Regions from separate parts of the Homo sapiens genome. Here region 2 is linked to region 1. The links are chromatin contacts, found by Hi-C in ENCODE. All regions are on one chromosome and are shown on one strand. The core of a region is the stretch at or near the end of the contact, and the rest is flanking DNA. Distances in the headings are between cores, read along the strand shown.

Region 1 (4,822 bases), core at 6-2,505:
CCAAAGCAACGAAAACGGTGCCTCAGGCTACATTTTAAGTTCCCAGTTCCCGTGAAAGGCCGACGCTTGCAAAACACAGGATTGACGCTGGGAACCCAAGGGGAAGGAAAGGTGGAAAGCATGATGAGGGAAGAGCAAGCTTTCTCAGAACCTTGGTGGGCAGCCTGGCGAACATCCACACGCACACACACACTCGGGAGCGCACGGACGAGCTGCCTTCTCCAAGGCCACTCAAACGTCCCAACCACTCTCGGGCGCGCAAGTCCAAGCGCGGGAGCCAGGACTTACCGCCAAGACGCTCTGGGCGAGGAACCCCACGGTCACTGTCCCCAGCAGCAGCCACCTGCATGGGAAAGGGAGGAAGAGAGACGTGAACGTGCGGGCCCGGCTTGTCAGTCCCCGAGAGTTACACCGAAGGGTCCATGCGCGCGTGACCCACGGGGACCAGGCAGAAAGTCGCTTACCGCCGTAGGGCAGGGCCGGCCACCGCGCGCTGGTCTCTCCCCATGCTGGCGGTTCGTCCACTCTGGGCCCCGGTCAGTCCCACTTAGCCTAGAGGCGACAGACAAAGCGAGTTTAGCGCAGGATGAGGGAGGCAGCCCATCCTCACCGCCGGTCTCGGTCCGCGAGACGCGGGGACAGCGCGGTGCGCGGCCCGCATGCAGGGGTGACCGGAGGGCCGTCCCCCCCACGACCCGGAAAGAAGGAGAGCCTCCCGTTAGGCCCCTGTGGGTGCTCCTTGGCCGAGGAGCTCGGTCTTCGCTCTCCCACCCTCCCCCTTTCTACTCCCAAGCAGGAGAGCGTGCAGCCCTAGCCTGCACAAGGCGCTCCAAGTCGGTGCTCTCGGGCCAGGGTCTGGGCGCCGCTCGGGGGTCGCTCTCACCTCGGGCTCGGCTTCAGGGGCTGCTGCCCGAACGCATTGGCCCTTCCAGAAGCACCCGCCGGCGGCACACCGGCAGGGCGGCCGGCCTTGCTGGGCTCTCTGGGCGCCGGCCCCGGGGGCTCGGGCGGCCCCTTTCGGTCCTCGGCCTGGATCCGCGAACGCGCGGGCGCGAGGGGTTGGGACGCGGGAGCCTCTTGAGTGCGGAGCGCGGAGCCCTGGTGTCCCGGCGCACTGCAGCCACACTCCCGGGCCGCGCGCTCCCGCCGCCTCTTACCCGCGCCGCAGGGTCCTCCCCTTTGAGGCGCCGCCCGCGCACCGCCGGGGGGGAGGGGGCAGCGCCAACAAATTGGGGAGCTCGGCCCGCCGCGCTCAGGTCTCCGCTTGGAGCCGCCGCACCCGGGACGGTGCGTAGCGCTGGAAGTCCGGCCTTCCGAGAGCTAGCTGTCCGCCGCGGCCCCCGCACGCCGGGCAGCCGTCCCTCGCCGCCTCGGGCGCGCCACCATGGGGCCCCGGCTCAGCGTCTGGCTGCTGCTGCTGCCCGCCGCCCTTCTGCTCCACGAGGAGCACAGCCGGGCCGCTGCGAAGGTGAGTTCCCGGCCAGCTCCGCTCCCGGCGTCCCGCCCCGAGCTTGGGCGCCCCGAGAGGCCCCTTTGTCCGCGCCTGGACCCGTCCGCCTGCCCCTCGGGGGTCGCGCGTGGCACGGCCAGGTGCATTCTCTGGGCCGGGGTTCGTTGGGGGTCCCTGTAGGCTACGATCGCGCATTGGTGGACCGAGCCTCCTTTGTTATGGTATGGGTACTGGAGAGTTAAGGAATTCCTCCGGGGAAGGGAGGAGAAACAGCCCGCGCTGTGGCGGGGTGAGGGTGCCTGGGAGCCGGCGGGATTTGAACCCGCGTCGCGGGTATGCTCGGCAGCTGGGCGCCTTCACCCGTCCCGGGTGCGCGAGGGAGTTGGGGGCTGGAGGGCCGGGAGCGCCCACCCCGCGCTGCTCAGAGACCCACACTGGGAGCTCCGAGCTCCTAGCCCCTGGGAGCAGCTTTGGGCGTATTTCTCCTTGTCTGGAGACCCTGGTGGCTGAGGCTGAAAAGCTCTGGGCCCTTTGCCTGGAAACAGCTGTATCTGAGCTTTCCCACGACTGCTGCCTAAGGCGCGCTCCAAGGCAGAAGTGGGGCTCTTCTGGACGCCCGGCTTGAAGAAGCCACCATCCTCAACTCGTTGCCTTCTATTAATATATATTTTAAAAAATTATAACCACATTCATATTTGAGCATGAAACCAAAGTGAAACTCCATGTCATTGTTCCATGCACAAATTGTTTTTCTAGTTTTCATTTCCTTTGGTTATGTGCTTGCCCAGAAAGGATCTGGGAGATCGGTTTGCAGGAGGTTTGCAGGAGTCGAGGCTTCCAGCCGTGGACAAGCCTGGACTGACTGTTGTTTCCTTTTTTCCTTCCCCTCCGAGAGAATAAAGACTTCAGCTGTTGCTCAGTGTCACAGCCATGCAGTCCCACAGGCCGGAAGGTGTGGCTTCTGAACAGATTTTGCAGTTTCTCCCTCAAATGCTTAAAAATGATTTTTGCTACTTACCAGATTTTCCATACTTATTCTTTTACTGTTCTTAATCTTGTTCTTTGTTTTCCTCTTTAAAAAAAAATTTTACTTCTCTCCTGGAAGAATGATACTCACTAAATCCACTTAACTGTATAGAAATTGTTAACTGTTACATGCCAGAGAGAACTGGTGATATACACACACGTCTCCTAATTGAGAGCTTATCTCCCTGGAGGCAGCTTCTCCACTGGGTATTGAAAGGACTAATGATTACATCAGCAATTAACTTCAGATTGTACCTCCCAGCCCAGTCTCCCCAAACTTCATAGCCAGTTATTTAAACACTCTTTGGTAATGATGACAAAATACTTTCCAAAGAACAGGCTTGAGAGCACTTTATTTTGGTCTAGAAATATTGACCAAAAGATTGAACGCTTCCAAGGTGAGATGGTGAAGCCTGATGATGGTAAGGTAAATCAGAGAAAGTTCTTCATTGGGAAATAGGAGCTGTTTGCATTTCGATTTTCTGATGGATAATGTTAGCAAAGCAAAGAAAGCTAACTGTAAGAGCTGGCTTTCCAAACATCCAGGACTGTAGAAAGAAAGAACCACTCAGTTACGCAAATCCTGTTCTCACCCGGGAAATCAAACGCATTAATGTTGAGTTGGAGATGATTTTACTTCCCTTTAATCATTTCCTAAAGCTCAATTACATTCCCGGCCACTGTCTTTGCAGTGTCCCTTGAGGTGCCATGGACTGTTTTTAAGAGATGCAGCCTGTGGGCACTTCTGATCACAGCTGACCTCACAGATATTATCATTACTCTGTATTTTCCCTGGCTTAATTAGAGAAAAGTGCTTAATGTGCAGATGATGTATGGGTATACAAGAAAATCACTTAAAAACTGAATCTGCCTAATTTTAAAATTTGTCTCACTTTTCATGCCATCAATAACATTTTGGCTTACCTCCTTCCAAAATCAGCTGTTAGATGTACCATAACACTGAAATAGCTTCAATACTGATCCAAGCAAAACATAATTTAAAAGCACATTTTGAATGATAAGATGCTGTGGATTTGATCAGATCCTCATTCAGAAGCCAGTGGAAGTGACTGTTGGCTTACCTCTCCTTTGCACTGTCTGAATCACACTTCACCTGCATTTGTACATCCAGACATCACCTGCTGTGTGCCAGGCATGAATTGCCCTTATTGTTTTTTCTTCATGAAAGGCTGTTTAATTTTGTATTTGCTGTATCTGCTATGGTCATATTGTTTACGTACTCATGGGTGGATTTTCTAAACCATTGATTTTATCCCACGCTGAACCTACCACTCTACTCCCCGCTCCTCCCTTCCTCCACTTTTCTTCAGCAAGAAAGGAGGAATAGCTTGCAGGCTCCAGACAAACACGTGCCAGCAGTGTTCTGATTGTGAGCACCCTCTACTCTTAGTCACTCAGTTGCACTGGGCGGAATGAACCCTTCCTGCAGCAGCTTTCACACTCCCCTCTAGCTGGTTCTGTGTGATGCTTCTTAACAGATTATTTCTCAGGATTAGAAACGTGAACTTTCCCCTCAGTGTGGTGATGCTTGTCCAGCAATACTGTCATCTCCTGACCATTAGTCACCACCTCTGGGACTGAATGACCTAGAGTTCAAACTAAGTGAGATTTCATTCCCATATAAGTATGGACCATGTTCTACTGGAAATGTAGTTTAGAAGAGAAGGCTGGTTTCTGAATCAGTCCCAACAAGAGCAGCATCGCCCAGGATCTCAGGAGTGATATTGGTGAAGCTATTCCTTATATCTGCAAGCTCTTTATATTAATAGATGGAATTGGACTAGGGTGAAGGGACATAACTTTAAGACCAACCAGAAGACACAATGTTCATGTACTCTGACTAGATTCACAGAATTATCAATGCTATATATTATTAATAGTCACGTGTACACAGGATGAGTGTGCTTTAGGCACCAGAGGACCTTACATTTTATACCTGCTTTTAAGCAGATGATTTGGGGGTACTCATCAAACTCTATACCTCAGTTTCCCTGGCAGGTCTGTCCCTTCCTCACACGGACCCGTTTGTGCCTTCCTTCATTCCACACACACATCGGGAACACCTCCTTCCTGCCATGACCTTGCCAGGTGCTGGCCATGCGGCAGGGACTCACCCCCACTCTCTGTCCTCAGGAAGGTCAGGTGAGAAATATTGGAAAAGAAACAGACGAATCCAAGTCAGGCTGGTAAATGTCACAATCAGGGGAATCGAAGGGCTATAGGAACACTGAATCCAGCTTTGGGGAACTCAGAGGAAACTTCTGGGAGGGGCTTCCGCCTCTGAAATATGAGGGAGAAATAGGAACTATACACCAGCATGTCATT
Region 2 (5,149 bases), core at 1,159-3,658, 1.8 Mb before region 1:
TTTTAGAAAACTATGTACATAATCTGACTTCTCCTCCCCGCATTGCAACGCCGAAAATAAAATTTTTCACAATGCATTTACAAGAAATAATACAAAACCCAAAAAAAAAAATGGAAATGCTCAGATACATAAAGTTTTACAAAACCCAGAATATAACTCCGCCGTCTGAAGGAGGGGGTGGTGGTGGTAATCTCTTTGTATAAATTAACAAACCAACCCAAAAGAGCGGTAACAACTACAAAAAACTTGTAAGTGCTTGGACCTGCCTTACTACATTTATAACAAATGCGACGAGCTCCGCGTCACTTGGGCTCCGGCGGTCGGCGCCGTCCGGAAGCAACGCGGAGGAAAGTGAGCGCGCCGGCCGGTATACAAAAGTGGGCTTCGCCTCTCGCCTCGTTTTGACTTTTTTGTCCCCTCGAGCAAAGAAAACGCTTTCCGCTTCCTCCGTAGGTGATAAATACTGTACAAAAAGTCTCAAGAAAACACCGAAGTTCAGTCTAAAACCCAAGTCTGGTGTCAGCGCCCGGCGGTCGCCAGGGTCTCCGGGGAAGGTGAGTGGGGGACACGCGTCACCCGGCGTTCGTCTCCAGTATTTTCCTTTTGACAAGAATGTGGGAACGTCTGTACAAAAGCCACGCCGCGCCGGGGCGGGGCGGGAGCCGGGCGCGGGCCGCGAGCTCGTGGGTCGCCGCCGCAGAGTCCCCGGCGTCCCGAAGGCGCTAGATGTGCGTCAGGGGCACCGTGCCGTTCACGCCCGCGCCCGCGCCCTGGTAGTGCTGCGGCAGCGAGTGCAGCCGGCTCTGCGCCGCGGCCGCTGCTGCCGCCGCCGGGTCGCCCCCCTCGCCGGCGGGCAAGTACATGCTGATCATCTCGCGCAGGTCCCCGGGGCACGGCGCCCGCGAGTGCGCTGGGGCGGGCGGGCTGCCGCTGGGCTCCGACTTCACCAGAGAGCCCAGCGCGCCCAGGGCGCCCGACGACGCGGCCGCCGCCGCCGCCGCCGCCGCCACGGCCGAGTTCTGGTGCGCGCCGCCCGCAGCGGCGGCGGCGGCGGCCGCGGCGCCGTAGGGGAGGCCGCCGTAGCCCGAGGGCGACGCGCTCATGTAGCCCTGCGAGTTGGAGATGGGGCTGTACTGCAGCGCGCCCATGTCGTAGCGGTGCATGGGCTGCGGGTTGTGCGGGTGCGCGTGCGGGTGGTGCGGGTGCGGGTGCGCGGGGTGCGCGTGCGGGTGCGCGCCGCCCGCGCCCGGGTGCTGCCCGTAGGCCAGCTGCGCCTCCTGCATCATGGCCGCGGCCGCCGCCGCCGCCGCCACCGAGCCGGGGTAGGCGCCGTTGGCCCAGCCGTTGACGTGCGCGTAGCCGCCGCCCGCCGCGCCGCCTGGGCTCTCCAGGCGCTGGCCCACGGCCGCCGCGCCCACGCCCACGCCCACGCCCATGGCCACAGCCGCGCCGCCGCCACCCGCGCCGGCCGCCAGGAGCCCGCCGGCCAGCGAGTACTTGTCCTTCTTGAGCAGCGTCTTGGTCTTGCGGCGCGGCCGGTACTTGTAATCCGGGTGCTCCTTCATGTGCAGCGCGCGCAGCCGCTTGGCCTCGTCGATGAACGGCCGCTTCTCGGCCTCGGACATGACCTTCCACTCGGCCCCCAGGCGCTTGCTGATCTCCGAGTTGTGCATCTTGGGGTTCTCCTGGGCCATCTTGCGCCGCTGCCCGCGGGACCACACCATGAAGGCGTTCATGGGCCGTTTGACCCGGTCCTGGTTGGCCTTGGCGCCCCCGCCGCCGCCGCCGCCCCCGCCTCCGCCCCCGCCGCCGCCCGCCCCGGCGGGGCCCGAGAGGTTCGTGGGGGCCTGGGCGCCGCCGGGCGAGTGCAGGTCGGTCTCCATCATCATGCTGTACATCGGGGCGGCTGGCGGGTTCACCGGCACCGCGAGGAGAGGGCCTGGAGCATAGACGGCCGGGGTGGGAGGGAGACGGAGAGGAATTCAGACGGAGTGAGACGGGGGCGGGGGGGTCCTAGCGGAGAGAAGAATGGGGAGGGGTGGAGGCAACGACAACAAAAAAAGGCAGAAACACACGCACTCGGCGCCGGTTCGGCTCGCAGGTGGAAAGTTTCTCCTGATGCACAAACCACTTGCCAAAGAGGCCGACGGTCGGGGTCGCCGTCTTCGCCGCCACCGCAGCCCAGGCGCCCTCGGCGGAGCGGTGCAAACAGGTGCAGTCGTGGCCAAGTTGCAGCTCCGCTTTTGGGGCCGGGAGCGGTGCGCTGGGCCCGGCCCGGGGTGTGCTGTCTCCTCGCCGGCCGCCGCTGCGCGCTGTCTCCTTCCTCCTGCGCTCGGTCCTCAGCGGCCTCCAACTCGGAGGCTGCAACTTCTAGCAGGGCGGCGCGCCGCGTGCGCTGGGCATGTGCTGGTCCCAGGTGCCCGGGGGAAGCCAGGCGCCAGTGGCGGGGGGGGGGAGGCGCAGGGGGGCCTGCAGGGGGCGATTACGGTGCAGCCAGGGAGGGGCCCGGGGACAGCGGGAGGAGCGCGGGCTCGCGGAGAGGGCCGGAGAGCCGGGGCCGCCGAGCCCGGGATGGGCTGCCCGCTGCCTGCCCGGGGCCGTGCGCTCGGAGCGGAGGCGCACGCGGGGCCGGCGGCGCGCGGGGCCCAGCAGCCATACGCCGGGCCCGGGCTGCCATTAAATGAGCGCGCCGCGGCCAATGGGAGCCGGCGGCGGCGGTGATTTGCATGGCGCGCTGGCGAGTGACGTGGGGAGGGAGTAGATACACTGGGCGCGGGCGGCGGAGCGGGGAGGAGGGGAGGAAGGAGGGGGAGCAAAGCAGGAAGGAGGGGGGAGGAGGCCCGGGAGGGGGTGACAGCCACACCGCTTCCTGAGCGCGCGCGCGCGGCGGCGGCGGCGGCGGCGAACCCCGAGCTCGCCCTCCTCGCCGCTCCCCGCCCGCGCGTTCCGAATGATTAACGATTGGGTTGAAAAGCGAAGACTAAGAAAGGATCGTCGTGGGGTGGGGGGAGGAAACGCAGCCCCTGGCCAGGTTTAAACGGGCGCAGTGGAGACCCAGCTCCTCCTCTGCCCCCGCCGGCCAACTCTGTGCCTGCAGGGAAGGGGAAAGTTGAGTGCGGGGCTGGCACGTCGCCCTCAGTTCCCCCGAGTGCTGAAAAGGAGGGGCGCTCCCTTGGACGCAGGGGATACCCTCCGAGGGCCCCTGCAGGTTCTCTGCAAGGATCAGGCGGCTCAGCCATCCCCCGCCCTGCATCCGTTCTCGGCCGCGGCGTGCACTGAAGTTCGCCAGTGCCCGCTCTTGCAGCGAAGGCCTTCACAGTCCAGGCCCCACAATTCGGGTAAAGGGGGAGTATTTGTGTGGGCATGGCTCCATAGCTTCGTTTAGTATCAGCCCTAAACTTTTGTGGGGAGGAGTCTTTCAATGAGCCCGGGGCCATAGTCACGCACTCTTCCCAACCCGGATCTTCTTCCTCTGGAAAAGGAATTTCTAGGAAGGCCGAACACAACAAGATCTATCTGGAATCTAGTTCCTGAACAACAGTTGAAAAAGTTTGTTGAATCGCAAAATAATGATATGGCGCACGCTTTTCTGGAGTGAATTTCCCACGAGCTGGTTGCCTAAGAACGGAGAAAACTGCGTGAACTGCGCGGGGCCACATAAACCGAATGAAAGGCGGGGCCTCAGGACGGGTCTCAGCCGCCGGTCTGCGTCATGCAAAGGAAAGGCCTGGCTCGTGGAAAGAGTAAGGCATTCACCTGTGGTTATCATTCTTAAACCTCAAAGTGGCTTTGATTTGGGAACGTGAAAGAGATTTTCAAACGCAGTCTCAAGTAGCATAGCGCTCACACTACCGTTTCCACCAGACTGATCTGAAAGTGGTCCAAAGACGACTTTTGAGCCCAAGTATTCCTCCTCTGCCCTCCCCGAGGCACCCTGAGATGAGAGTGCTTGTGGAGATTGGTGGTGGGTAAAGTAGAACCTTCACCGCATGTCACATGTCTGCCTGTCTTGTAGTAGGAATATTCAGTAAAGATGATGATAACGGTAATAGGAGTAATAGGATGTTTGAGTCTGTTGGGCAGCGAACACGTGACACCTTTTTTTTCCTCTTAAAAAAACTTCTGAGGTTGTGAATTTCTTGACCCTGTTGCTTGTCCAAGGTAAAAGAATAATGCTTTATTTCCTCTCAATTGCTATGATTATTACTGTAGGGTTTGTTTTATTATTGCAGGGTTGCTACAGTGTGAAGTGCAACAGCAAATTGATCTCTCTGCAGATTAAACTGCTTTCATTCCAGGCCATTCAGCATTTACTAGTAAATCCATCAAGTAATATATAATTATATTAGAAAGGGAACATCATTTTATATTTATTTTTTCACTAAATATCTAGGTTATAAACTGGGCTTCCAACTACCTTCTTATTTCACCAGTCGAGTTTGTTAAATCTTTTGATTTGTTACATGCACTACCTACAAATATCAGTTACATTGTGAATGAACAAAAAAGGAGCAATAATATTGTTTGGGAATGCTATAGCCCCATTTTTTTCTTTGATAATTTAGGAGGCAATGGGTGTGCAGTGAGATCCAGTGTGTTATGGAAAGTCAGCAAGACTGAAATAAAGGAAATGGTTTACAAATTATAAACTATATTATCCACTTAGCAGTTGAAAGATTTCTTTCCTCTGCTTTTCAATTTAGAGTTTAAACTAAATAGCTTAAGACTCCCTGAAAATGCTTTGTATGAATCAGGCTTGGCACATTATTTTCCATATCAATGGAGCAATTTATTTTATAAACACCCTGCACTCCAGTGTGCTTTGCAGGAATGCTTTATGCTTTGGGGAACTTGGATAGCTGACTTTGAAATGGTCTACTTTTTTTCTACCATAGTCCCGAAAATTGTTTCCAAATACGACGTTACCCTTGTTTTTCAGAGCATCTAAATAAGAGGAAAATGGTTTAGCATCCTGTGAGCTCACACTAGTGCTCAACGTTCAGGGTGCTCTCCATAAGCCCTCTTCAGTGACGAGATGTTCCCTAGGCCCAAGCGGCTGCACGCACTATGTGTGGCCACCTGCATAAGTATTAAACCAAAGCTGCAGGTGTAACTTGTTGCCAAGCGATAAATGATTGGCAGCAGCAGG

The links. A loop is a pair of places that touch in the nucleus more often than their neighbours do. Pooled maps may share reads with other maps.
Region 2: a loop to region 1 is called in a pooled map, with 11 times the contacts of the local background. The contact joins the promoter of SOX1 here to the promoter of COL4A1 in region 1. A Hi-C loop is called at or near these places in 2 of 37 single-sample maps with no recorded cell type and 7 of 50 pooled maps.

What each region holds. Positions count from the first base shown.
Region 1 is chr13:110,303,590-110,308,411 of GRCh38, reverse strand. It overlaps COL4A1 (collagen type IV alpha 1 chain), which reads left to right and starts at 1,255. Exons shown (of 52, transcript NM_001845.6): 1 at 1,255-1,468. The coding sequence starts at 1,385. It overlaps COL4A2 (collagen type IV alpha 2 chain), which reads right to left and starts at 1,128. Exons shown (of 48, transcript NM_001846.4): 1 at 884-1,128; 2 at 465-552; 3 at 289-343. The coding sequence starts at 508. RefSeq lists enhancers at 1-665, 666-1,499.
Region 2 is chr13:112,064,408-112,069,556 of GRCh38, reverse strand. SOX1 (SRY-box transcription factor 1) reads right to left here and starts at 2,408. Exons shown (of 1, transcript NM_005986.3): 1 at 1-2,408. The coding sequence starts at 1,898. The coding sequence ends at 723. All of the region lies in intron 1 of SOX1-OT (SOX1 overlapping transcript), which reads right to left.